Regions from separate parts of the Homo sapiens genome. Here regions 1 and 2 are each linked to region 3. The links are chromatin loops, found by intact Hi-C in ENCODE. Cell type or tissue: heart left ventricle. All regions are shown on one strand. Links, peaks and the distances in the headings refer to the core of each region. The heading gives the core; the rest is flanking DNA.

Region 1 (10,507 bases), core at 3,495-5,994, 1.7 Mb before region 3:
TCCTCCCTCCCCAGATTCAGCAATAACACCATGATCTTTTGCAGAATCTTTTCTAAGTTCAGTGGAGGGAAATAATGAAAAGGAGAATTTGAAAAACAGATTGTTCTCCACAAAAGATGCTCAGAGTGGAAGGACGTTTTGTTCCTGGTCTTGTTCTCATCCCTGAGTGGAAGAGCTGAGAGCTAGATAGAGTTGAAATCAGAAAATCACAGGGCAGGGGGCCCCATCTTGCTGAGATGAGGCCTGGAGGTGAGGGTGCCTGAGTTCCAGGCATTTGCAGATGGTGTGACCTTAGACAAATCACTCGGCCTCTCAGAGTTACACATCCATCACCAGCTCCATCCTATCTCAAGACCTGCCCCACTTCTAGACAACTGCAGATGACCCCTTGGCCAACCCATCCAACACCAAGGCCTTACAGCTACAGACACTGCATGTACAGAGATCCGTTCCATAACTCTCTCCCCCAGCTGAGCTTTGGATGCCCACATCCATGGCCACAGCCTTAATATTGTCACTATCTGAAGCTGCCCTAACTCTAAAAGCTAAAATTGCAATATTCTTTACCTCTTGTTCCTCCTGTGATTCCTAAGACCTCCAGTCTCTTCAGCCCCCATTTCTCCCAATTTATTGGCCCTCTTCTTGGCCTCATTTCTTTCCTTATCCCAGCTGGATTCCAGGGCTCCTCTCCTAAACCCCTGGCTGGCCAAATCTCAGTTCCTTGGCCCCTTGCTTCCACCACATCCATCCTGCAGACTCCTAGGTTTCAGCTCCATCCGGCCATCTGTCTTTGCACCCAGACTGTGGAGCACTGCTGGGGGAGGACTTGTGCTTCCAGGATTCCTTGTTGATGCCAGCTCATTCTTCATGGTCCTCCTCCACTGCATCCCTCATTCTGCACATCCCCTTTTGAAGCCCTCTTTTTATTCAAGTCCCTTACCTAGTGGTACACTGATGGACTGGCTCTCAAAAAAAAAAAAAAAAAAAAAAAAAAAGGACGGGGGGGGTGTTGATTTCTGTGATGTAAATGTTCTCATCATGGCCACAATTTTTTTTTCTTTTTTTACTTAAAAAATTTTTCTTTTTAGAGATAGGGGTCTAACTATGTTGATCAGCCTGGTCTCTAAGTCCTGGCCTCAAGTGATCCTCCCACTCGGCCTCCCAAAGTCCTAAGATTGCAGGCATGAGCTACCATTTCCAGACACCATGGTCACTATTTTAATGTCTGTTTTTAGCAACCTACTCATAGAATTCTTGAAATTTTAACATCTAGCTCTCCTCCCTACGTGATCTCCATCTTACTGCACCGAGTAAATAGAGGCTATCAGGTGGGAGCTCACTCCACTTTTTGGCCCTCTAGTTAGATGGTTTACCTTTGCCCATTTTTGCTTCATTCCCTCTGTCTTCCTTCCAGATGTGTTCCCACCCGCTCTGGATCCAGGGCCTCCCATCAATTCAGGAAGTGCATTCCTTGGGTTCTCTTGTCTTCCTCCTGTCCCTCAGGCTGTAAGCATGGTTGTGTTTTCCAGTGTTTAAAACAAAAACAAAAACAAATGACAACCATAAATACTTCTCTAGACCTTGCGATCCAATCTCCCTTCCTTCACAGCCAAGCTTCATGAAATTTTCCAGAATCCAAGTTTCCACTCCCAACCTCACCTTCCCTTCTCATGTCATGGTAATCCAAACTCTGCTTTTCCTCCACTCCTAAAAGTGCTGGGGTGAAATTTAGCAGGGCCTTTCCCATGCTGTGTTTCCAGTCCTTATTTTGCTAGACCTCCCTGCTGCTTTCGGCTATGCCAACACTTTTCATCCCCTGTAGAATCCGTAAAGCTCTTGGCTTCTCTTGACTGCTGGGGCAGCACTCTCCTTCCTGAGTGTCAGTGTTCTCCAAGGTTCCAGCCAACCCTGATGCCCCACAGGCATCTCAGGGTTACCAACTCTGAAATCCGAGCTTGGAATCAGGGATCTCAGACTTCTGTTGTGAAGGTTGATGGTGCCTGGAAGAGCTAACTCAAGGAGAACAGTGCTCAATCAGGAGTTGAGCGGGTTGAATGGCAGATCCTCTGCTTATGAGTAGTGACTCTGGACACATCCTTTCACCCTTCTGTGCATCAGTTTTCCTACATGTAGATTGGGCATAAGAACAGGCTGTTGGAGAGGTTAAGTGATCACCCTACATGGTGCATGGTAAGCACTCATCACATGACAGCTGTTACTAATGGGTTCCCAGTGTCAATGCTGCTACTGAAATACCTCCTCTCATTTTCTTTCTCACTATTCCTACAGCTACTCGGGAGGCTGAGGCAGGAGAATCGCTTGAACCGGGGAGGCAGAGGTTGGAGTGAGCTGAGATTGCACCATCACACTCCAGCCTGGGCAACAGAGCTAGACTCCATCAAAAACAAAACAAAACAAAACAACAACAACAAAAACAAACATCAGAACTGGTTTATGAAAGCCTCTTGGTTAAAGCTCTGTCCCCTTGGCTTCATTTCCAGGACTTCCCTCTCCAGTCTCTCTCCCACCCACCCTGTATCTCCAGCCACTGCAGGCTCCCTGCAGGGTTTGCACAGTGAGCCATGCTCTTTCAGGCCTCTCCATCATTGCAGGTGCCATTCTTCCTGGCTGAAGCCCGCCTTCCCTTCCTCCCTGGGCTTCACCTCCTTGAGGAAGTCCATCTGGGTCTGTAGGTGACTGCCACTGTAGAGATTGGTGGGATTGAGATAACTGACAGTCGCACACTGACCCCCACCTGGGCCATCCTCTTCTTGCTCTTGAGTTTGCTTTGAGGACTGACCTCACTTGAGCCCAGTATTTACAGAAGTCTCTGGCATTGTGGAAAACTAAGGGTCCCACAGTGACAAGACTTGTTTTCCCACAGCTGCAGAACCCTTCATCGCTCCCTGAGGAGACTCAGCTCAGAGCACAGCATGTGACAGACACATGGCTATGCAATGCCATCTAGATGTCATAGAGGAGGTAACAGGGTGCTTTGGAAGGACATGTGGTTTCAGGACCACCTTCTAGGATGATGTTTTTATGGGCAGATGCAAGCTTGCTTTGGAATGTCAGGACATCAGGCCAATCCTGCCCTGGGGCCACCTTGTCCAACATCACCCTCCCATCTAGGCTGCCAGGCTGGCGAGCCCCCAATGGACCCTGCCTCCCCTAAGGCCTTACTTACCCCCACCAGGACATTTCAGCATCATTACTGGATGGGAAGGTGGAAATCCAGTCACTGTTTTGTTATATAGCCACGATTCCTAACTTGTGTGGGGAAAAGTTTACATCTTTATTGTCACAAGCCTTTAACTGAAATTGAGCATTCCCATTCATCATAAATTACAGACAGCAAGCCGTGGTGTTAATAGTACTATAACTTTGTCACCAATAGAAATCCAGATAATTTCATCTTCTTCTAGTTATGAATAGAAGAACATTTATATCATTCATTATGTCAAAATTTCAGTTGTTGTTAGGCCTGATGTTAGATCATGTGAGTTAGTGAGTTAATAAATACATTTTTTTTTTTTTGAGGCAGGGTCTCTGTCTGCCGACAAGGCTGGAGTGCAGTGGTGCAGTCTCGGTTCACTGCAACTTCCACCTCCCAGGCTCAAGCAATCCTTCCACCTCAGCCTCCCAAGTAGCTGGGACTACAGGCACATGTGCCACCATGCCTGGCTAATTTTTGTATTTTTTTGTAGAGGCAAGGTTTTGCTATATTGCCCAGGCTGGTCTCGAACTCCTAAGCTCAAGCCATCCACACACCTCAGCCTCCCAAAGTGCTGGGATTACAGGTATGAGCCACTGTGCCCGGCCAATACATATATCCAAATTTTTAAATTTTGTTTTTGATGGAGTCTTGCTCTGTCACCCAGGCTAAAGTGCATGGTACAATCTCGGCTCACTGCCATCTCCACCTCCCAGGTTCCAGTGATTCTCATGCCTCAACCTCCTGAGTAGCTGGGACTACAGGCATGCACCACCATGCCCCGCTAATTTTTTGTATTTTTGGTAGAGATGGGGTTTCACCATATGGCCAGGCTTGTCTCAAACTCCTGATCTCAAGGGATTTGCCCATTTCGGCCTCCTAAAGTGCTGGGATTACAGACGTGAGCCATCGTGCTGGGCCAAAAAGTTTAATTTTAAATATTTGAATTTTTTTTTTTTTTTTTTTTTTTTTGGCAGAGTCTCTCTCTGTCGCCCAGGCTGGAGTGCAACGGCATGATCTCGGCTCACTGCAACCTCCATCTCCCGGTTCAAGCGATTCTCTTGCTTTGGCCTCCCGAGTAGCTGGGACTACAGATATGCATCACCGTGCCCGTTTTCTTTTTGTATTTTTAGTAGAGACAGTTTTCCCACATTGGCCAGGCTGATCTCGAACTCCTGACCTCTGGTGATCCGTCCACCTCGGCCTCCCAAAGTGTTGGGATTATAGGTGTGAGCCATCACGCCTGGCCTAATACTTGAATAATATTTTAAAGCAATTGGTGCTCTTGGTAATTCTATATGTTTTATTTTTTGCATTTAAGGCATTATTCTGAGAAGAGGTCTGTAGGCTTCACCACACTGCCAATGGGGTCCATGGCATACACAGGGAAAAACCATTAAGAACCCTGAGTAAATTTCAAAATCCCAGACCTGTCATTTGGCAGAGACACCACCAGGGAGCAGAATAACAAAAAGAATGTGAGCTCCAGGCTGCAAAGTCCAAAAGGGAGAAGGTAATCTACACGCGCTTTATCCAAACCTGTGACTGAGTGCCAAAAAGGAAGGAGCCTTAGAGAGCGAGCCCCATAGGATATTGTCATCTGGGGAGATTGAGGCAGGTAGGCGCAGAGCCTGAGTGAGGAAAACCCAGGTCCCGCAGCTCCCAGTCCTTTTCCACTGCACCCCACTGGACCGCCAGCTGCTTCTTAGGACCTGGCTAATGAAGCAGAACGTGGCACCACTCCTGTCCTGGACGTTACCCACCTTCTCACTCTAGATGGTAGAGAAGACCGTGGATCACCTGGGGACACAGGTGAAAGGCCTGCTGGGCCTGCTAGAGGACCTGGCCTGGAACCTGCCCGGGGGACCCTTCAGCCCCGTCCCCGACCTCCTCGGAAAAGGTGAGCAGTGCAGGTGGCAGAGGACAGCCTCTGGGCTGCTGTCATCTGGCGCTGTGCAGGCGAGACGGGGACGGCTGCTACGCCGCACAGGTGTAGCCTGGATAGCAGGGAGGGTCCCAGCGCCCCCTGGGGACGGAATCGGGACCGCATCATCCCTGCTCCCCTCCCCTACCACCCCGCCCCCACACCCGGTCGCTGCCTCCCAGCGTCAAATGAGGTTCTGGAAGAGCCGGCCCTAGATGACATCTCAGCACAACCCCGGCGCAGAGAAGCTACCTGCTTCATTGGCCTTCTCACGACTGGAGCTCCTCAGTTCCTTTCATTTCCCCCTGAGGAGCCACTCCTGTTCCACCCCAAAACCGTCGCAGGGAAGACGGGCACCCCCACTGATCAGGCAGGGATGGGGTTGCACTCTGTTCTCTCCTTGATCCCTGTGTCCCTGGCGCAGGAGGAGTTCCCGGGGGCTGGGGAGGGGAGGGAAGGCACTGCTGAGCACCACGGGGGCGGGTACCCTGCAGCACCCCAGCTTGCTCAGTGGAGGCCGCTGCTTTCTTTCAGATGGCTTCTGAGCCCCGGAGCTGGAGCCCAGCAGCTGGAGGTGGTGCACCTGCCAGGCAGCACCCTCTGATAGCCAGCGCTGTCCTCTCGCCTTCCTTCCTCAGCTTCGTGTGAAATAAAAGCTACTGTTTTTGGTCTCCTCTGTGTCTGCTGACAGAGTAACCCGTTTACAGCCCCCTCTCCCTCCACTTCCATGCCTGGGGGAGGCCGGCCACCCCCTCCAGGCTCAGACCTGGGGACACGCCCACTCCCGCCATCTGTGCTTTAGCATTCCCTTATTTATAGGGGCAGATGGAGCAGGGGTTGATTCACAGAGGTGGGGGCCCTTCGAGTGGCCTTGCGTCTCAAAATGTGGCCATAGGTGAGAAGCAAGGGGAGCACGGTCTCAGGACCCACCCGGACTCCTTAATCCAAATCTGCATTGCAATCAGACCCCCAGGGAATTTATGTGTCCATTAAAGAGGTTTGTTGTTGTTTTAAAAAAAATTTCCTATGAAGTGGAATTCAATGTAAAATTCATCATTCTAACCATTTTAAATTGTGTAAGGCTGGGGGCAGTGGCTTACGCCTATAATCCTAGCATTTTGGGAGGCCAAGGTAGGAGGATCACTTGAGCCCAGGAGTTTGAGACCAGCCTGGACAACATGGTGAAACCCCATCCCTACAAAAAATACAAAAATTAGCCTGGCATGGTGGCATGGTGGTGCATGCCTGTAATCCCAGCTACTCAGGAGGCTGGGGTAGGAGGATCACCTGAGCCCTGGAGACCAAGGCTGCGGTGAGCCATGATTGTGCCACTGCACTCCAGCCTGGGTGACAGAGTGAGACCTTGTCTCAAAAAAATAATGATAATAAAATAAATAAATTGTACAAATGCAGTGGCGTCCAGTACATTCAGAAGTTGTGCAGTCATCACCGCCAGTTCCAGAACATTGTTCTCACTCTAGAAAGAAACTCTGTATCTATCAAGCAGTCACATCCCATTCCTGCTGCCCCCCACCCCCCCTGGAAACCACTGATCTCTGTCTCCATGAACTTGCCTCCTCTGGACATTTTAAATACAGTAGTCCTGCTTTATCTGTGGTTTCACCTTCCATGGTTTCAGTTACCTGAAGTCAACCACAGTCCTAAAAGATTAAACTCCAGAAATAAACAATATATGAGTTTTCAATTGCACATCATTCTAAGTGGCGTGATGAAATCCCTCGCCATCCCACTTTGTCCCACCCGGGACATGAACGCTCCCTTTGTCCAGCATGGTCCACGCTGTCTACACTTCCAGCCTGTTAGTCACTTAGGAGCCTTCTCCGTTACCAGGTTAACGGCCACAGTATCACAGTGCTTGTGTTCCAGCAACACTTCATTCACTTAATCAAGACCCAAAGTTCAAGAGCAGTGTTGCTGGCATACGTGGTTGTTTTTCACGTAACTCTCCCTTCACAGAAGCTGGCATATTGTTCTAGTTTTTCTATTTTATTCTTAGCTATTGTTACTAATCTCTTATGGTGACTAATTTATAAATTAAACTTCATAGGTATGCATGCATAGGAAAAAACATAGTATCATAGAAGTAGATACTATTGTAGTTTCAGGCATCCACTAGTGGTGTTGAAATCTATCTCCTGAAGGTAAGGAGGTACCACAGTAAATAGAATCATACAATATGTAGCCTAGCTGTATCTGGCTTTTTCCTCAGAGCATAATGTTTTCAAGGGCCATCTGTATTCTAGCATGTATCAGTACTTCATTCCTTCTTATGGATGAATAATGTTTCATAGTATGAATATACCACATTCTATTTTTTTTTTTAGACAGAATCTCACTCTGTCACCCATGCTGGAGTGCAGTGGCATGATCTTGGCTCATTGCAACCTCTGCCTCCTGGGTTCAGGCGATTATCCTGCCTCAGCCTCCCGAGTAGCTAGAATTATAGGTGCGCACCACCACGCCTGGCTAAATGTTGTATTTTTGGTAGAGACAGGGTTTCACCATGTTGGTCAGGCTGATCTCGAACTCCTGGCTTCTTGATCCACCTGCCTCGTCCTCCCAAAGTGCTGGAATTACAGGCGTGAGCCACCACACCTGGCCCACATTTTATTCATTTATTCGTCAATTGATGGACATTTGGGTCGTTTGGACTTTTTGGCTATTATGAATATTGGAGAATGTTCCATGTGTGCTTGAGAAGAACATGTACTCTGCAGCTGTTGAGTGGAATATTCTGTAAATGTTTGTTAGGTTCTCTAAGTCTATAGCTTTGTTCAGGTGCACTGTTTACTTATTGATTTTCTGTCTGGATGTCTTCTATCCATTATTGACAGGGGAATATTAAAGTTTTTCTACCATCATTGTATTTATGTTTATTTTTCTTTTCATTTCTGTCAATGTTTGCTTTACATATTTAAATGTGCTGATGTTGGGTGCGTATATTTATGATTGTTATATCTTCCTGATGAATTTATCCTTTTATCATTTTAAAATGTCTTTCTTTGTCTCTTGTGATAGTTTTAGGCTTAGAGTGTATTTTGTCTGCTATAAGTATGTCCATCCCCACCCTGTTTTATTTAGTATTTGTATGCACTTATATTTACTGCACTTATATTTAAAATAATTATCCTAGGGAAGGACTTACTATTGACATTTTGTTAAACATTTTTTAGTCTGTGTGGTTCTTTTGTTTCTTTTTTTCTCTGTTGTTGCCTTTGTGTTTCATTGGTTTTTTTGTAGTGATATGTTTTGATTCCTTTCTCTTTTCTATTGTGTATCTTCGATAGGTATTTCTTTTATGATTATCATGAGGCTTGTATAAAACATAGTTATAACAGTCTATTTTAAGCTGATAACAACTCAATTTTGCTTGCATTAAAAACCCTGTATGTTTACTTCTCCCCACCCCATACTTTGTTTTTGATGTCGAAATTTATACATTTATATTGTCTCTACTCACACTTTTTGTAGTTATAGTTATTCCTAATAGTTTTGTCTAATTTTTGTACTGAAATTAAGTGTGATTTTTATACCACCTTTATAGTATTACAACATTCTGTATTTGTCTATGTATTTGCTTTTTCCAGTGAGTTTTATGCATTTATTTGCTTTATGTTGCTGTTTAGCATTCTTTTTTTTTCAACTTGAAGAGATTCTTTAAGCATTTCTTGTAAGGCAGATCTAGTGGTGATGGATTCCTTCAGCTTTTGTTTGCCAGTGAGTATCTCCTGTTCATTTTTGAAAGATAAGTTTTCTGGATATAATATTTTCAGTGGGCACCATTTTTCTTTCAATGTTTTAAATATATTACCTTACTTCTTTCTGACCTGCTAGGTTTCTGCTGAGAGACCCACTGATGGTCTCCTAAAGGTTCCCTTGTATATGATGAGTTGCTTTTTCCTTACTGCTTTCAAAATTCTCTTTGTCTTTGAATTTTGAAAATTTGATTATAAATTTATCTCAGATTTCTTTGGGTTCTTCCTATTTCGGATCCTTTGGGATTCATGAATCTGGAGGTCCATTTCTCTTTTGAGGAGTTTTCAACCTTTCTCTTTCTTTCCTTTCTTTCTCTCTCTTTCTTTCTTTCCTTCCTTCCTTTCTTTCTTTCTTTCTTTCTTTCTTTCTTTCTTTCTTTCTTTCTTTTTTTCTTTCTCTCTCTCTCTCTCTCTCTTTCTTTCTTTCTTTCTTTCTTTCTTTTCTTTCATCTCTCTTTTCTTTTTTTTTTGATGGAGTCTCACTCTGTTGCCCAGGCTAGAGTGCAGTGGTGTGATCTTGGCTTATTGCAGCCTCCGCCTCCCACATTCAAGCCATTTTCTTACCTCAGCCTCCCGAGTAGCTGGGATTCCAGGAGCCTGCCACCATGCCCAGCTAATTTTTGTATTTTTAGTACAGATGGAGTTTCACCATGTTGGCCAGGCTGGTCTTGAATTATTGACCTTAAGTGATCCACCGGCCTTGGCCTCCCAAAGTGCTGGGATTACAGGCATGAGCCACTGTGCCTGGCTGTCAGCCATTATTTCTTTAAACAAGTTTTCTGCCCATTTCTCTCTCTCCACTTCTGGGTCTCTCTCTCTCCACTTCTGGGACTTCTGTAATGTATACATTAGTTCACTTGAAGGTGTCCCTTAATTTCCTTAGGCTTTCTTAACTTTTTCATTCTTTTTCTCTTTATTCGTCTGTGATCAAGTCTGATGTTGAAACATTCTCTTGAATTTTCAGTTTAGTTAATGTATTCTTCAGCTCCAGAATTTCTGTTTGGTTCTTTTTTATGGCTCTGTCTCTTTGTGGAAATTTTCATTTTGTTCATACATTGTTTTCCCTTCCTTCCTTCCTTCCTTCCTTCCTCCCCTCCCTCCTTCCCTCCCTCTTTTCTTTTTTTTCTTTTCTTCTTTCTTTCTTTCTTTTCTTTCTTTCCTTTCCTTTCCTCCCTCCCTTCTTTCCTTCCTTCTTTCCTTCCTTCCTTCCTGCCTTCCTTCCTTCCTTCCTTCCTTCCTCTTTTCTCTTTTTTCTTTCTTTCCTTTCTTTCACTTGCAAGGGTGCAACAGGCAGCACAGCAGAGAACAGGCTATCTGCGCATGTATTATTTTCTTGATTTTGCTTAATTCATTGACATTCTGTATGGTGATTATTTTGAATTCTTTGTTAGACAATTCATAGATCTCCATTTCTTCAGGGTTGGTTACTGGATATTAATTTTTTCCTTTTGGTTGTGTCATATTTCCCTGATTCTTCATGTTCCTTGTAGTTTTGCCTTGGTTTTGTGCATTTGAAGACACAGACACCTTTCCCAATCTTTGTGGACTGGCTTTGAGAGGGAAAGAACTCTGCCAATCAGCCTGGCTACAGAT
Region 2 (10,507 bases), core at 4,972-7,471, 1.7 Mb before region 3:
TAATTTCCCTTACAGATTATTTATTGCTGACATATAGATACATAACTGATTTTTGCATGTTGATCTTTTACCCTGCAACTTTGTTGATTAGCTCTAGTACTTTCTGTGTAGACTGTTTGGGATTTACTATGTAGGATCATGTATTCTTTGAATAGAGATAGTTTTACCTTTTCCTCTCCAATTTGGATATTTTAAATTTCCTTGCCTAATTGCTCTGGCTGGCATCTCAAGTACAATGTTAAATAAATAGTGAAAGTAGGCATCCTTGATCTGAAGGTCCTGATCTAAGGGGGAAATCTTTTAGCTTTTTGAATATGCCTGCAGAATATGTCTCTTGGATATGCTGTTAGCTGTGAGTTTTTCATAAAAATTCTTCACCAGATTGAGAAAGTTTACTTCTATTCTTGTTTTCTGACTATTTCTTAATCATAAAAGGTATTAGATTTCATCAAATGCTCATTTCTGCATTGAGATAATTGTGTTTCCTTTTGTTCTAGAAATGCATATTACGCTGATTAATTTTCATATATTGAACCACCTTTGCATTCCCGGGATAAATCCCACTTGGCCATCATGTACAATCCTTTTCATATGTTGTTGCATTTGGATATATAGTATTTTGTTGAGGATTCTGCATCTCTATTCATTAGAAATATTGATCTGTAATTTCTTTTCTTTTTGTGTCTTTGGCTTTGGTATAAGTTAATTCTGACCTCATAGAATACATTAGGAAGTCTCCCCTCTTCTTGTATTTTTTGGAAGATTTTGACAAGAATTGCATTAATTTTTATTTAAACATTTGGTATAATTTACCAGGGAATCCATCTGGTCCTGGGCCTTTCTCTGTTGGGAGACTTTTGATACTAATTTAATCTCTTGTTATATATCTGTTTAGATTTTCTATTTCTCCTTAAATCAGTGCTATGGACAAAACTGTGTCCTTTTCCCAATTAATATATTGACCCTGAACCCCAATGTAACTGTATTTGGAAATGGGGCCTTTAAAGAGCTAATTAAGACTAAATAATGCCAAAAATGTGGTGCCCTAATCCAATATGACTGGTGTCCTTAATAAGAAGAGGAACAGACACCAGGGATGTGTGCACACAAGGAAAAGGCCATGTGGGCACACAGTGAAATGTCAGCTGTCTGGAAGCCAAGGAGAGGGGCCTCCGAAGAAGCTAAACCTGCTGACACGTTGACCTTGGGCTTCTGGCCTACAGAACTGTGAGAAAATAAGTTTCTGTTGTTTATGCCACCTAGTCTGTGGTACTTTGTTATGTCAGCCCTGGCAGGCTAAGATAGTTTTGGTAATTTGTGTGTTTCTGGGAATTTTTTTCATTTCACCTAGGTTATCTAATTTGTTGGTGTATAATTGTTTACAGTATTTTCTTATAATCCTTTAAATTTCTGTCAGGTTTGTAGTAATGTTTCCACTTTCATTTCTGATTCAGGTTTTTGCATCTTTCTCTTTTTTTCTTTGTCAGTCTAGCTAAAACTTTGTCATTTTGTTGATCTTTTCAAAGAACAATGTTTTGGTTTTGTGATTCTTCCTGTTATTTTTCTATTTTGTATTTCATAAATCTCCACTCTAATCTTCATTATTTCCTTCTTCCTGCTAGGTTTAAATTTAGTTTGCTCTTGTTTTTCTAGTTTTTTTAAGTTGTAAAGTTAGGTTATTAATGTGAGATTTTTTCTCTTGTTTTAAATGTAGGCATTGACAGCTATAAATTTTGCCCTGATTACTGCTTTTGCTATATCTCATAAATTTAGATATGTTGGGTTTTTATTTTCCTTTGTAGGAAGATATTTTCTAATTTTTTTGTGATTTCTTCTTTGACCCATTGGTTATTTAAATGTAATGTTTACATATTTGCAAATTTTTCAGTTTCCTTCTGATGTTGATTTCTAGCTTTATTCCATTGTGGTTAGAGAAGATACTTTACATAATTTTAATTTTTAAAATTTATTGAGACTTGTTTTGTGGTCTAATATATGGTCTACCCCAAAGAATGTCCCATGCACACTTGAGAAAAATGTGTATTCTGCTCTTTTTGGGGTGGAGTTTTCTATATATGTCTCTTAGGTCTAGTTGGTGTGTGATGTTGTGCAAACCCTCTATTTTCTTATTGATCTTTTGACTATATGTTCGATTCGTTGTTGAGAATGAGGTATTGAAGTCTCCAGCTATAGAACTACTTTTCCCTTTAATTTTGTCAATGTATGCTTCACATATTTGGGACTGTGTTGCTTAGTGTGTATATGTTTGTAATTGTATCTTCTGATGGTCTTTTAATTACTACATAGTGTTCTTTTTGTCTCTTGCAACAGCTTTTCTTTTTTTTTTTTAAGACAGAGTCTCACTCTGTTGCTCAAGCAGGAGTGCAGTGGTGCAATCATAGCTCACCGTGACCTCCAACTCCTGGGCTCAAGCAGTCCTCCAACTACGCCTCCCAAGTAGGTAGGACTATAGGTGTGTGCCACCATGCTTGGCTAATTAAAAAACTTTTTTTGGTAGAGGTGGGGTCTTGCTTTGTTGTTCAGTCTGCTCTTGAACTCCTGGCTTCAAGCGATCCTCCTGCCTCAGTCTCCCAAAGTGCTAGGATTACATATGTGAACCACCATGTCCAGCCTCTTGTAACAGCTTTTTTTTTTTTTTTTTTTTTTTGAGACGAAGTCTTACTCTGTTGCCCAGGCTGAAGTGCAGTGGCGCCATCTCGGCTCACTGCGAGCTCCACCTCCCGGGTTCACGCCATTCTTCTGCCTCAGCCTCCTGAATAGCTGGGACTACAGGCACCCGCCACCACGCCCGGCTAATTTTTTGTATTTTTTTAGTAGAGATGGGGTTTCACCATGTTAGCCAGATGGTCTTGATCTCCTGACCTCGTGATCCGCCTGCCTTGGCCTCCCAAAGTGCTGGGATTACAGGTGTGAGCCACCACACCCGGCCTTGTAATAGCTTTTGACTTGAAGTGTGTATTGTCTGATCTTTACATAGCTACCCCAGCTCTCTTTTGGTTACTATTTGCATGGAGTATCTTTTCTATACTTTCACTTTTTAAATATTTGAATCTAAAATATCTTAGACAATATACAGTTAGACTATGTTTAAAAGAATCCTTTCTGTTACTATTCACCATTTGATTGGAGAGTTTAAACTGCTTACATTTAAAGTAGTAACTGATAAAATGGGATTTATTTCTGCCATTTTTCTGTCTGTTTTCTCTATGTCTTATACTTTTTGTTCCTCATTTCCTCTATTACTAACTTCTTTTTAAATTTTTTTTTGGTAGTGAACCATTTTGCTGTCTCATTTCCTTTTGTGTATTTTAAAAACATATTTTCTTAATGATTACAATGAGGATTACAATGAACATCCTAAATTTATAACCATCTAGTTTCAACTGATACCAACTCAGTCTTACTAACATATGAAAACTCTGCTCCTATACAGCTCCATCCCCACCTTAAATTGTTGGTGTTGCAAATTACATCTTTATACATTGTGGGCCCATTTACATGGATTTCAATTTGGTATGCATTTATCTTTTACACTATTTAGGGAATAAAGAAGGAGTTACAAATTAAAAAAATGTAATACTGGCTTTGATGTTTAGAAACCTCTCTATTTCTTTATGTCGCTTCGTGTTACTGTTTAGTGTCCTTCCATTTCAGTGTAAAGGACTCCCTTTAGAATTTCCTGTAGGGTAGATATGCTAGTAACAAATTCACTCAGCTTTTGATGGTTGGGAATGTTTTAACTTCTTCATTTTTCAAGATTAGTTTTTCTGGTTATTTAATCTTGGTTTACAGTTTTTTTTTCTTTTCTTTGGTGGTTTAAAAATATTGTCTCACTGCTTTCTGTTCTCCATGGTTTGTGATGGGAAAATTACAGTTAATCTTATTGAGAATCTATTGTACATAATGAGTTGCTTCTGTCTTGCCACTACAAGAGTTTCTCTTTATCTTTGTCTTTGAACTGTTTGATTGTAATGTGTCTAAGTGTGGATCTCTTTGAATTTATCCTACTTGGAGTTTAATATATTTCATTAAACTTAGACAGTTTTCATTCATTATTTCATCAACAGTTCTTTCTGCCCCTTTCTTTCTGTTTTCCTTCTGGGACTTCCATACTGCATATGTTGTCCTGCTTGATAGTGTCTTGTTCTCTTTTTTTCTTCTACTCTTTATATCAGACAATTCCAATTATCCTATCATTGATTTCTCTGATTCATTTTTCGGTGTGTTCAAATCTGCTGTTTAACCCCTCTGGTGAATTTTTCTTTCTCTTTTCTTTTTCTTTTTATTTTTTTATTTTTTTGAGATGGAATCTTGCTCTGTCACCCAGGCAGGAGTGTGGTGGCATGATTTTGGCTCACTGCAACCTCTGCCTCCTGGGTTTAAGTGATTCTCCTGCCTTGGCTTCCCGAGTAGCTGGGATTACAGGTGTGCACCACCACACCAAGCTAATTTTTGTGTTATTGGTAGAGATGGGTTTCACCATATTGGCCAAGTTGGTCTTGAATTCCTGACCTCAGGTGATCCACTTGCCTCGGCTTCCCAAAATGCTAGGATTATAGGCATGAGCCACCATGCCTCGCCAAATTTTTCATTTCGGTGATTTAACTTTTCAGTTCCAGAATTTCTGTTTGGTTTATTTTATAATTTATATCTGTTTATTGATTTTCTCATTTTGTATGTGCACTGTTTTCCTGGTTTTATTTAGTTTGTTGTTCATGGTTTTCTTTAGTTCTTTAAACATTTTAGGATGATTGATATAAAAATTTTGTCCAGTAAGTCCAATACTAAGGTTTCCTCATGGATGGTTTATATAATTTTTTTCTAGGATTGGGCCACACTTTCCTATTCCTTTGTATATCTTGTGATTTTTGTTGTTGTTGCTGAAAATTGGGCATTTTGAATATTACAATGTGGTTACCCTGGAAATCAGATTATCTCCATTCCCTAGAGTTTGTTATTATTTTTTCTTCTTGATGAATGTTGTCCTCTATTTCTTTAGTGATTTCTCCAAACTAATTTTGCAAAGACTGGATTCTTTGTCATTTGTGGTCACTGAAGTCTCTGTTTCATTATCTCAGTGGTCAACAGTGACATTCCAGAGATTTCCTTAAGTATCTGGAGTGAAAGAAAAAAAGAAAGGGAGAAATAAATAAATACATGAATGAAACGAGAAAACAAGAAAGAGAGAAGATACTCGTGTTTTGACTTTTGCAGCTTGGCTCTGAGCTGGGACAGGAGTTCCTTCAGTGCTAAGCCAGGCTTCCTGCAACTATGCCTTAGCTTTTGCCTCTTGCTTGCCTGGAGCCCACAGATCTGTCAGAGGTACAAGCCTGGGGTCCTTTTAGATGTTTTCTCATATGTGTCCTGTTCTGGGCCTGTGTGTTATCTTCTATCTTTGCCAGCATACACAGTAGCCCTTCTGAGCTCTTATTCTTCCAACAACCTTCCTTTTTGGGCTCCTTCTTTTTGGCTTTTGGTCTGCCAGTTGCCTGAGCACAGTTCCCTACACCAGGTGGAAAGAAAAGGTCAAGAAAAAGGTCAATTTAGTCTTCCAGGGAACCATCAGACAGATGAATACACAGTACCATAAAACTTTAAGAATAAACTCTGTATTAACCCCTGGCACCAGAAAGCCACACAGGGAATGCAGCCTTCTGTCATCATGGCTGATGCTGCTGTGCTAGGGAATGGAAGGAAGGTGGATGAGCAAAAATGCCACTAGGCTTTCTTACCAAAGCTAGCTTCCCTTTTCTTTATTAAGCCACCCCTTTGTGGCTGTACATTTGAGATTAGAGCTCAGTGTTTAAAAACGTTGATTATTTCAGTCTTTGACAGCTTATGATTGTTTCAACGGAGGGATCAATTCTTTAAGCAATGTATACCATCATTTTCTGTGACATCATCCCTGGTTGCCTCTTGATGAAAACATTATTCCTTTCTTGCCAGACATGTATTCAAATTAATATTGTTGCTAGATCTTGTGTGGCACAATCAAGATGCCCAATAGTCTTTTGAGGATGTGTAAAAAGAGTTTGTGAAGTCCTCCTCACTTATTTGTAGTTTGCATCTTGGTTAGTGCTAAATAAATGGTGCTCCTGAAGTCCCTGAAGCTGATCTTCACTCATGCACCGTTTAAGCATTCATTCATAGCATTAATTTGTCAAATGCTTTTGAAGGATCAACACTTTTTTTTCAGAAAGAGCAGGTAATGATATGACTCTTTTTATAAAAAATGCACTTTTCAACACCTTTGCCCACTCTTGGTAGGTTTACTCATCCACCTGTACTTGACCATAAGTTACTCAAGTCTTACTGTCGCAGCTTCCAGGCCTGCATAAGCCACGTTAAAAACTGAACTGTTTTGCTTGAAGTAAGGGTGAAGCTTGGAGCCCCCATGCTTGCTTCTTGCTCCTTTCCTGCATGCTTCTGTGGAACCACCTTAGTACAGTTTATTTGAAGATGTAATAGAACTAGACTGCAATATTATACTCCACCAGAAGATGTCACTGTAACATGTGGTTTATACATGCTGAATATATGGTAACGGAATAATGGCGAACCTTCCATTTTCTCAGTGAATCAAAAAGAGAAAGAAAAACGTAGTTTTGGCCAACTTATATATAAAAACTTTGAAGGTGAGAAAGAGATAGTCAATATCTACTCATAATGTTTAATTAACTCATTTAGTTACATATACATATTTGAAATAATATATAGAATCATTAATTTGTAAATATCACTTTATTTTCATTCATATTTCATGGAACAACTTTATGAAAGTTCCTTACATGCTTATCTTTCATAAGTGTCTTTATTGTCACTAGAGACACTTAAAAACCTTTTATTTGAAAATACTTTCAAACTTACAGGAAAGTTGCAAGAATAAGAATAGAACATGGAATATTCATATACTCTTTTCCCACATTCACCTTTTATTAACATTTTGTTCATTTGCTTTATCTTGTTTTCTCTTTCCCTGTCTCTGTGCTATATATCTATATCTATATCTATATCTATCTATATCTATATATCCATTTAGTTATCACTAAATACGTTGGTAAGTATTTCCTAAGAAAAAGCATTCTCACACACTCTTTGGTTCAAATAACAACTTCAGGCCGGGCACAGTGGCTCACACCTGTAATCCCAGCACTTTGGGAGGCCGAGGCGGGTGGATCGCCTGAGGTCAGGAGTTCGAGACCAGCCTGGTCAGCATGGTTAAACCCTCGTCTCTACTAAAACTACAAAAATTAGCCAGGCGGGATGGTGTGTGCCTGTAATCCCAGCTACTTGGGAGGCTGAAGCAGGAGAATCGCTTGAACCCGGGAGGTGGAGGTTGCAGTGAGCTGAGGTCGAGCCATTATACTCCAGCCTGGGTGACAGAGCGAGACTCCCTCTCAAACAGACAAACAAATGAACAAGCAAATAACAACTTCAGTAACTTTTTTTCTAATCTGTTAACCATATTCCAGTGTTGTCAATTGTCCCAGTAATGTCCTTTACAGCATTTCTCCTGCTCCTATAGAGAACCCGTCTAGGATCAGGTATTGCATTTGCTGCTCTGTCATTCTACTCTCCTTTAATCTGGAACATTGCCATAGCCTTTCCTTGTCTCTTATAACTTTGGTATTTTTGAAGAATGTAGTCACTTTCCCTCTCCCCCCAACTTTTTAAATAGAATGGTGCCTAATGTTTCCTCATGGCTAGATTTGGGTTATGTATCCTAGGCCAGAATGCTAGAGAGGCGATGCTGTGTCCCCCTCAGGGCAGCCCATCTCGAGGCATATGGTGCCTGTCTGTTTCTCAGTGGTGATGTTAATTTTCATCACCTGGTCAAGGTGTTGTTCAGTTTCTCCATGGGAGTGCCACCCACATTCCAGGAATGCTGCTAAGCATTCAACTTATATTTTTCACAATTAATCCTGATGGCAATTTGCAAGCTGGTCTTCAGTCTTCTCACTATCCAGATATGGCAACTAGTGCCCACCAAGATTGAGATTCCACAGCACATATGGGTGAGGCTGGTGTTCGGATATGGTGCATCTGACTTTCCACGTCTCCACTGTGTTTCCCAGACTGAGATGTTCTGATTAGGTTTCCATAAGCCAGCACCATCTTATGCTATCTGCTTTATTTATGAAACTCTGCCAAAGTGACTGCACAATATAGTAAGGCTAATGTGTGGTCTTCAGAGTTACCTACGTACGACCTTGAGCTTCTCAATATTCATATGTGGTAGAAAAATAGAGAAAATTCCCATTGTGAGCTGCTATATCAGGATTGGCAAACATAAGAAACTACAGTAACTGTAGAGTTATAATTTTTATTAAGGAAATCAGAAATATATATTTTCAATTCTCCAGAAGCATTTTGTTCCTGATTTCCAAGTCTCACTGCAATTACTAGTTAATAAAAACATGTTTTAATATGCTGGCAGAAAATTGATACTATTTCCAATCTGTGCCATGAAACAAATAAAATGTGGGGAGAAATTGAGCTCTCATTTCAGAAATGGGAAATGGATTTTTAAAAGTTCAGATCATTACCAAGGGTAATTTTCTTATAATAAGTTTAACACCTACTTGCTCAATGCAAAACTTTGCCAGGGAAAATTGTTACTTTTCAAACACAATAAAGAAGGCTGTAACCTATTCCAAGAGCTGTCTATTCTAAAAGTCATTGTGTGCTTAGGTCCAGCAGTCTGTGCCTGCCCAGGGCTGGGGCAGGGCCCATGGGACTGCAGGTGCCCCGCTCAGGGTGTGCGTTCCTCAGCAGGATGGAAAGGCAGTTGTCAGGTCCAACTGGAGGAGCTGCTTACTCCCCTGGGAGGCAGTGCCCTGCTTCATGCATGGCCACGAGTTTGAGTCCTGTCTTCTTCTAATAACCTTTGTGCTCTTGGAAATAAAGTATGAGAAACATTATTTATGTTCCCTGAAGGCTGACTCTCCCTACTTCTGGGCATATGGGGCAATTGTACTTCTTAGCCTCCTTGAAGCTAAGCATGGCCATGTGACTTGTTTGGCCAATATCAGGAATGGAGTCATATATGAATCATAGCTAGTATTGGGAATGGAACATAACTACAGGTTTTAATGCCATCAAAAAGATCATAAACAGCTGGGCATGGTGGCTCATGCTCTGATCCCAGCACTTTGGGAGGCTGAGGTGGGCAGATTGCTTGGGCTCAGGAGTTTGAGACCAGCCTGGGCAACATGGTGCAACCCCGTCATCTCTATCAAAAATACAAAAATTAGCCAGGTGTGGGGGCATGTGCCTATAGTCCCAGGTACTTGGTAGGCTGAGGTAGGAAGATCACTTAAGCTTGGGAGGTTGAGTTTGCAGTGAGCTGAGATTGCATCACTGCATTCTATCCTGGGTGACAGAGCAAAACCTTGTCTCAAAAAAAAATTTTCATAAATATTATGAATAATTTTATGCCAGTAAATTTTATAATTTAGATGAAATAAATTTCTGAAAGACATTGAAAATGACACAAAAATATGAACAGTGAAATTTTTCTTAAAATCTTTCTCACAAAGAGGCTTTTCTGGTGAATTCTTCAGAACATTTGTTATTCAGAAGAAATAAGACAGATATTACACAAAGTCTTCTAGAAAATAGAAGAAGTGAGAATATGCTTAATTAGTACCATGAGATTAGAATAAACATCATACAAATACTGGATAGTAACAGAAAGAAAAATCACAAGTCATATGGTTTGGCTGTGCCCCCACCCAAACGTCATCTTGAATTGTAGCTCCCATAATCCCCACCTGTTGTGGGAGGGACCCGGTAGGAGGTAATTGAATTATAGGGATGGGTTTTTCCCTTGCTATTTCCCTGATGGTGAATAAGTCTCACGAGATCTGATGGTTTTATAAAGGGCAGTTCCCCTGCACACGCTCTCTTGCCTGCCACCATATAAGGTGTGCCTTTGCTCCTCCTTTGCCTTCCACCATGATTGTGAGGCCTCCCCAGGCATGTGGAACTGTGAGCCCATTAAACCTCTTTTTCTTTATAAATTATCCAGTCTTGGATATGTCTTTATTAGCAATGTGAAAACAAACTAATACAACAAGTAAATTTCACTTATGAAGGTAGTTGTAAAAAGTCCTAAACAAAATATTTTCAGAAAAGGAAGCGATATCATTTTAATTTTTTACCCAGGATTGTAAAATTGGTATAACTTTAGGAAATTAGTGCAATTCACCACATTATCAGAATGAAGAAGAGATGGAGAAAAATCACTCGATAGAGTTTCAATAACTCATTCATGACAAAAGCGTTCAGTAAACTGGAAATAAGTGGCAAGTTCCTTAATATAGTAAAAAATACCTTTAAAGATAACTCTGGCAAAATCATTCTTCATTGTGGCATATTGAAAGCTTTCCTCCTGGGATTGATGACAAGAAAGAAATGCCTCTGTCACTGCCTCTACTGGGTGGTGTTCTGGACATTCTAGACAGTGCAATAAGGCAAGAAAAAA
Region 3 (5,893 bases), core at 8-2,507:
AATCATTTCTTCTGATTAAGAAAACTGCTTTCATAATGTAAGCCAACCACCATGATACGGGACAAATAAAACACATTTACCAAAACAGTGGTCTTACAAAGACCGGCCGTGACCCACTCATGACTACATAGAAGAACAGATATAAACCTTTGTCAAATCCCCATTTCTTTATGACTTCTGGTCACCACATGAAATGACAGAATGTTCAAGAGAAGGATTTTAGATGTATATCCCTCTGTGTGTGTTTTTACAGCACATGAACTTTAAGTCCATTTGTCTAAACTTGATTTCAGTAAGGCATTTACTGAGCTTGATGACAAGCCTTCCTCGAGGCCAGATCTAACCCAGGGAATAACACTGCAAAGCCAGAACTCTGGACAAATGTGTTGTCCTTTTTGAATAAGTCTTTCAGATTCTAAGTATAAGCACCTTTAGGCGCCAGCAGTAAAGTGCTTATCAAGGAGAATGGTTATTGAATATATTAAAAGTCACTTAGTAAATTCTACAAGAAAAAAAAAGGATGCAAATAAATCAACTTAGATGACAAATACTGACTGATATAAGTAATGCAGAAAACATTCCAAGTACGTGTTTTGTTTTGCACAGAGGAAGCACTACTTCCATACATCATCTAGGAGTGGTTCATGCTAACACCAATCATTCTCTTCAATGTAAACCATCGCTGTGCTTTCTAAATTAAAGCAAGCATGCAGGCTTCAGAGGAAGGAAACGTTATCTCAGTAAGACACTGCTAATAATAACAACAACAAAAGACTCTCCTACCATATCATCCAAGTTTTTAAACACAATTTAACTGTTTCCTTCAAATAGACCAATCTGGAAGAATAATCAAAATAAAAATATGCAACCAAATTAGGGTATCTTAGTAAATGGAAAATTTGCTAAAGTATACAGATAAAACAAAAGTCATGAAAAATATACAGTAAATATCTCCTTAATAAGAATGTTTTCCCTTTCTCTGTGAAACAAACCTTAAATGTGGGGGACAAGTAATTCTTCAAGAACCAGAATTTCACAGGAGTCTTGGTATTCTTCAGCACGGATAGCATCATTATGCTGCCAAACAAAAGCAGGTAATTAATAACAGCTTTCCAATGTTATTTAACCTCAACATTATGTAGAGTCAATCACGAGACACCTAAATGCTCTTTACGGCAGAGCTAACTAATGGCTCAATTAGGCCGAGGGAGACGCTCAGTGATGGAAAATGAAAAATTGTACTTACTCCAACTTATGAAGTTATCACTAAAGAGAAGGGGCATTCCTCACCTATAAAACTACACTTAACTGACAGAGGCAAATGTTTTAATTCTGTTACACCTCTAAATAAACTGCTTCATGAACTGATATATTAGTTATGGTCCAGATGAACCCTGGAAATCGGGGTAACTGACATCACTCCCCAAAACTCCTGTCACATGACATCAGCATCTGGTGCTAAGGGAAGAATGTGTAACCACAGCGCCTCCTGCAGCCTACACAGAGGCCCTGCTTTAGAGAGGAAGGCTACCAGCTCCGGCCTCCTTACTCAGAAAACAAAACCACATTTTTGAATGGAGGAATTTAACCAAATTCGGTTGTTATTATTGTCACTATTTTAGGTAGGATATTATTTCTTGGAAATAAGAGGGCTAAAAATGAGACAAATGACATTTTGATTTTCTATACTAGATCTGTAGTGAAAAATTAAGAGTGAACAGAGCCCTGGCAATGAGAAAAGTGACTCTCAGGCCTTCCTGACAGTGCCTCTGGTGACCACTACATCAGGCAGCCCTAGCCCGTGGCCTCTTCTGGCTGTAGCTGTGTGACCTTAGACAAGTCCCTTCACACTCGGGGCCTCAGCCTGTTTATAAAACAGAAGTGTTCACATGTAAGAACTAAGCTCTCTCCTGGCTCTAAAATCCTGTGAATCTTTACAAGGCAGTGAAGTATTCCATGGTTCTGTTCTGATTCTATTCTCTATGTCAACCTCCTAATCTCTGGGTTAAGCAATGTTTGGCAGGCAGTAAACAGTACAGTCTATGAATGTGTACAGTGACGTTAAAGGGCTGCAGCCTTGTAATATCCAGAAGCACTCACTACATAGTTCAACTTCACAGAGACGGCGGGATCAAAACAAATCCAATGATAAATGGCAAGCCAGTCACAATGCTCAGAGTGCTTCAAAGACACAGGAGTATAATGAGCAGAATCCCACAAAACCTTTCCTCTCTAAATAAGAACACTGACCAATTCATTCATCATATATAATGAAATAATCAACAAGACTGACCGAAGAAATCTTTCGTAGAGATGACCAGATGCAACGGAGAAAATATTAATTATGTCATCTTTATCTTGCTTCACTTCCTCAGTCTTCTGTCCTGTAAAGCCCCTATAACAATAAGGGTAAAAAAAAGACCACTTGAAACACTCATACAGACACACGGCCTTTGAAAGTAAGAGGAAAGAGACTGCGCTTCCCATCCTTCCCTAGCGGGTGAGCTGCAGCAGGAGTGGTTATGAAGCTTCCCTCACACCCTGGAGAGACCACAAGACTGACAAAACCAACCTACAAAAAGAATGTTCACTCTCCGACAGTGTTGTTTTAGGAAGAGACTGAACACAGGCTGCACCAGAATGCAACTTACACAACGGGAAGTAAACTGAGCAGGGAGCAGTCAAATTTCCAAAGAGCAGGTACAGGCAATGAGAGTCACAAAGTATGGAGCAGAAGTAACTTCCCCACTAGGAGACATGAACCTCTTTTGGATCAATCGAGTGGAAAATACTCATCTATGCCAAATATAAGTGTGAGATGTAGCTGCACAAAGTAGAATGTGAAAGGCCCAGACAGAATCACAAGATGCAAAAAGGAGGGATGGATGGTGCTTATATCTCAGTTTTTCCTTAAAAACATAACTCTTACAATGTCAACTTACCATTTGAAGGAATCCCAAAATCCAGATTCATTCTCACTCGTTCCATCACTCAGCAAGTCTTCGTTCACCATATCTGCCTTCTTCTGAACCTGCAATCAAATGTGATAAACCTTACTCCCAGTATGTCTCACAGGCATAAAACTGCCTCTCACTGGATATACACTGTGAGCCTGTCATCAATAGGGAATTATCAATCAATTCTCTCACAAACAGGCACAACCCCACCCAGAGTCTAGAAGGATTCAATAGAAGTATCTTCGCCAGGACATTCACATCATAACCTTATGTGAGGAGACAGCAACCTCTTTTAATTAGATGAACCCCATTTTCAGCTTGCAACATAGGCAAAGAGCCGCAAACTCAACTGTGCAGTGAAACCAGAAGCACGATTCAATGAGTCAACAGCTAGTTCCAGGGAAGAGTGTGGCTGCTGGGGGCTCTAGCTGTTGGGAGGGAGGTATTTCATGTTATGACCAGTTTTCAGGATTCACTAGCACAAACAGGGGTTTCTTCTTGGCAGTACAGTGACCATTTTTCTTCTCAACAATGGATGGCCTATTTTAGGTTTCACTGTGTGTAATGATTCTTTCTTCAAGAATATACTGTACTTGAATTTAAGGCACTAAGAGCTTCAACATTCAGAGAACGGAAAGTACAAGTCAAAAGAAATTAAATAGGACTATCATTTTATTATTGTTGAAAATTTCCATTGCCAGTTCCCCCAATATTGAGAAAAGAATCATCAACAACACTATGAATTGTGGCTATATAAACAACATAGCATCTATGAGAATATTTTATATAAGATGGGACATGTTCTGCACACCGAGATTACCCAAAAGGTACAATCTTTCAGTTGAGGGAAGCCACAAACTCACAGTTACAAAGACATTTTGCCTTAAAGCAGTATCCCTATAATTGCCATAGCAAATTCCAAAGAGACTCTTGGGCTGGTTCCAAGATACATATTTTTAAATGACAGCTGTCCAATAACAGAATGCCACTACTTTTACCAAACTCACCTTCACTTTAATAATTTTGCTTTTGAAGTTGTTGAGGACGATAACCACCTCATCAGCATCAGGGGGAGAATCAGTGCCATCGTGGCTTTGCGAGAAAAGAAAGATCAATATTACAAGGCACAATTCTCAAAAGGCAGCAAATGCTCTCAGAGCATCTGAGTCCATCATCCTTCTCATAAAGGAGTTTTCCAGATCCAGCTATCTTCTTGCTCCTTAAGCTCCTTCGAGCTGCACAGAAGCACGTGTTGAAACCTCTCTTTATATAAGGTGCATGCCCAAACCTCCTTTGTGAGTCCTCTTGCAAATTACCCATCACGTAGTGAGAGGCACCCATGTGTGGTAACCACATGGTGAGTACTAAACAACCGCCTGTGTTCACAAGCTCTGAGCCAAGCACAGAGCCTTCGATAAAGGAATGCAGGGAACAGGCCCCCTGAACCATTATTGGAACCACACTGCCTCCGCTCTTTTTTTTTTTTTTTTTTTTTTTTGAGACAGAGTTTTGCTCTGTTGCCCTGGAGTGCAGTAGAGCAATCTCGGCTCAATGCAACCTCCACCTCCGGGGTTCAAGTGATTCTCCTGCTTCAGCCTTCAGGTAGCTGAGTTTACAGGCACCCACCACCACGCCTGGCTAATTTTTGTATTTTAGTAGAGACAGGGTTTCACCATAGTGGCTAGGCTGGTCTCAAACTCCTGACCTTAAGTGATCCACCCTCCTCGGCCTCCCAAAGTGTTGGGATTACAGGCGTGAGCCATCACCCATCACTCCCGGCCACTACTCTTTAACTGGAATAGTGTTGTAAAGGAAATCTGCTCGCTCTTTCTGCCGGAGGCAACAATCAGTCAACAATAGGCCCTGTACTCAACCTGGTGTCTATACGCTACCAGAAAAACTGTAACAAATTCTATTTGCAGGCAGACAGGAGCAGAGGAAGAAAAATTAAATGTATGTTTCCCTACTAATCAACAGCAATGCCTAAAATTTCCAGTCACCAAATTTCAAGGTGCAGAAAGTCATAATTACAACATGAATTCACTGCATTTGCTGTCATCTAGCAGAGAGTAGGGTTCTCAGGCAAAGGAAGATTCTAATGGGGGTGGGGCCCTGAACAGCTAGGAAGAGGGGGCACCATGCTCCTGGGAAGGGGAGGGCTGGCAAGGGCCAGGGCATCCAAAAGGGAAGGAGTTCGGAAGTGCATCCCAAATTTTGTAAAACCTTATCTGAGGAAAATGTTATGTGGGAAAAAACCTTCTACTGTTTACAATGGTGTTATTATAATACAGAATTCTTCTATTTCCTGGGTAAGAACCAGGCACTAATCCACTGTTTCATGTGTGTCGCTACGGAGCTAATTAAGGCAAGGACATACTACAGAGTGCTTCAAATGTGCCCTAATGGAAATCATCCCCTACACAACCTGACGGGAAGCCTCTTCACACAGTTTAAAACTAATTTAAATTGTGTTAAGCAGAATTTATATCAAACTTTTTTAAAGGCAACATAATTATTTTTAAACTAATAAATATGTGCAGTAAACCTTAAGGTAAAAGCTGGCTATAGAGGGAATGTTCTTACTATGCCACCACAGACCAAGGAATACCAGCACTAACAGCACAGCTTCAAGACCAAAGCTTCCATGTACTGTGCATTTGCAAATCACTCAGGGTCAACACATACACTCTCTGGGCAGAAAAGTGTGGCTGTTCTTTCTTTCTTTTCTCCTTTCTTCAAGTTTCTCATCTGCCTATCTATGAGCCGCATCACACTGATAGAATGATTTGATTCTGGGATATTGTTAGCACAAAGGAATAATTAAAGAATAAAGCCTGACTATACTCATTAGCATCTATACCTCTTATTATCTAATTCTATTCTAACAATTCTTCCATATTTAATTTCCTGGAAAAACCACTGTTTCATCACATACA

The links. Hi-C counts contacts between places; a loop is a spot of excess contacts. Peaks named below come from ENCODE experiments on the same cell type or tissue, not always from the same donor. Only the 100,000 strongest peaks of a DNase experiment are listed, where the experiment ranks them.
Region 1: a loop joins it to region 3, with 11 times the contacts of the local background. A loop is called at or near these places in 5 of 110 quality-filtered maps.
Region 2: a loop joins it to region 3, with 4 times the contacts of the local background. A loop is called at or near these places in 8 of 110 quality-filtered maps.

Annotation. Positions count from the first base shown.
Region 1 is chr2:129,918,165-129,928,671 of GRCh38, reverse strand. LINC01856 (long intergenic non-protein coding RNA 1856) reads right to left here and starts at 5,495. Exons shown (of 4, transcript NR_110285.1): 1 at 5,391-5,495. It also overlaps the pseudogene PLAC9P1. RefSeq lists enhancers at 4,559-5,372, 5,373-6,188. In heart left ventricle, for the core only: a CTCF peak has its summit at 4,656 (motif pointing right); no DNase peak of the experiment used is centred there; H3K27me3 peaks cover 1,441 bases.
Region 2 is chr2:129,845,773-129,856,279 of GRCh38, reverse strand. No RefSeq gene overlaps it. Among named protein-coding and RNA genes, the nearest start is that of LINC02572, 26 kb to the left of the region's middle. In heart left ventricle, for the core only: a CTCF peak has its summit at 6,523 (motif pointing right); no DNase peak of the experiment used is centred there.
Region 3 is chr2:128,174,970-128,180,862 of GRCh38, reverse strand. UGGT1 (UDP-glucose glycoprotein glucosyltransferase 1) reads right to left here. Exons shown (of 41, transcript NM_020120.4): 32 at 3,965-4,049; 33 at 2,943-3,031; 34 at 2,294-2,395; 35 at 993-1,077. Among named protein-coding and RNA genes, the nearest start is that of UGGT1, 87 kb to the right of the region's middle. RefSeq lists an enhancer at 1,334-1,628. In heart left ventricle, for the core only: a CTCF peak has its summit at 1,495 (motif pointing left); a DNase peak (open chromatin) is centred at 1,492; H3K27ac peaks cover 803 bases.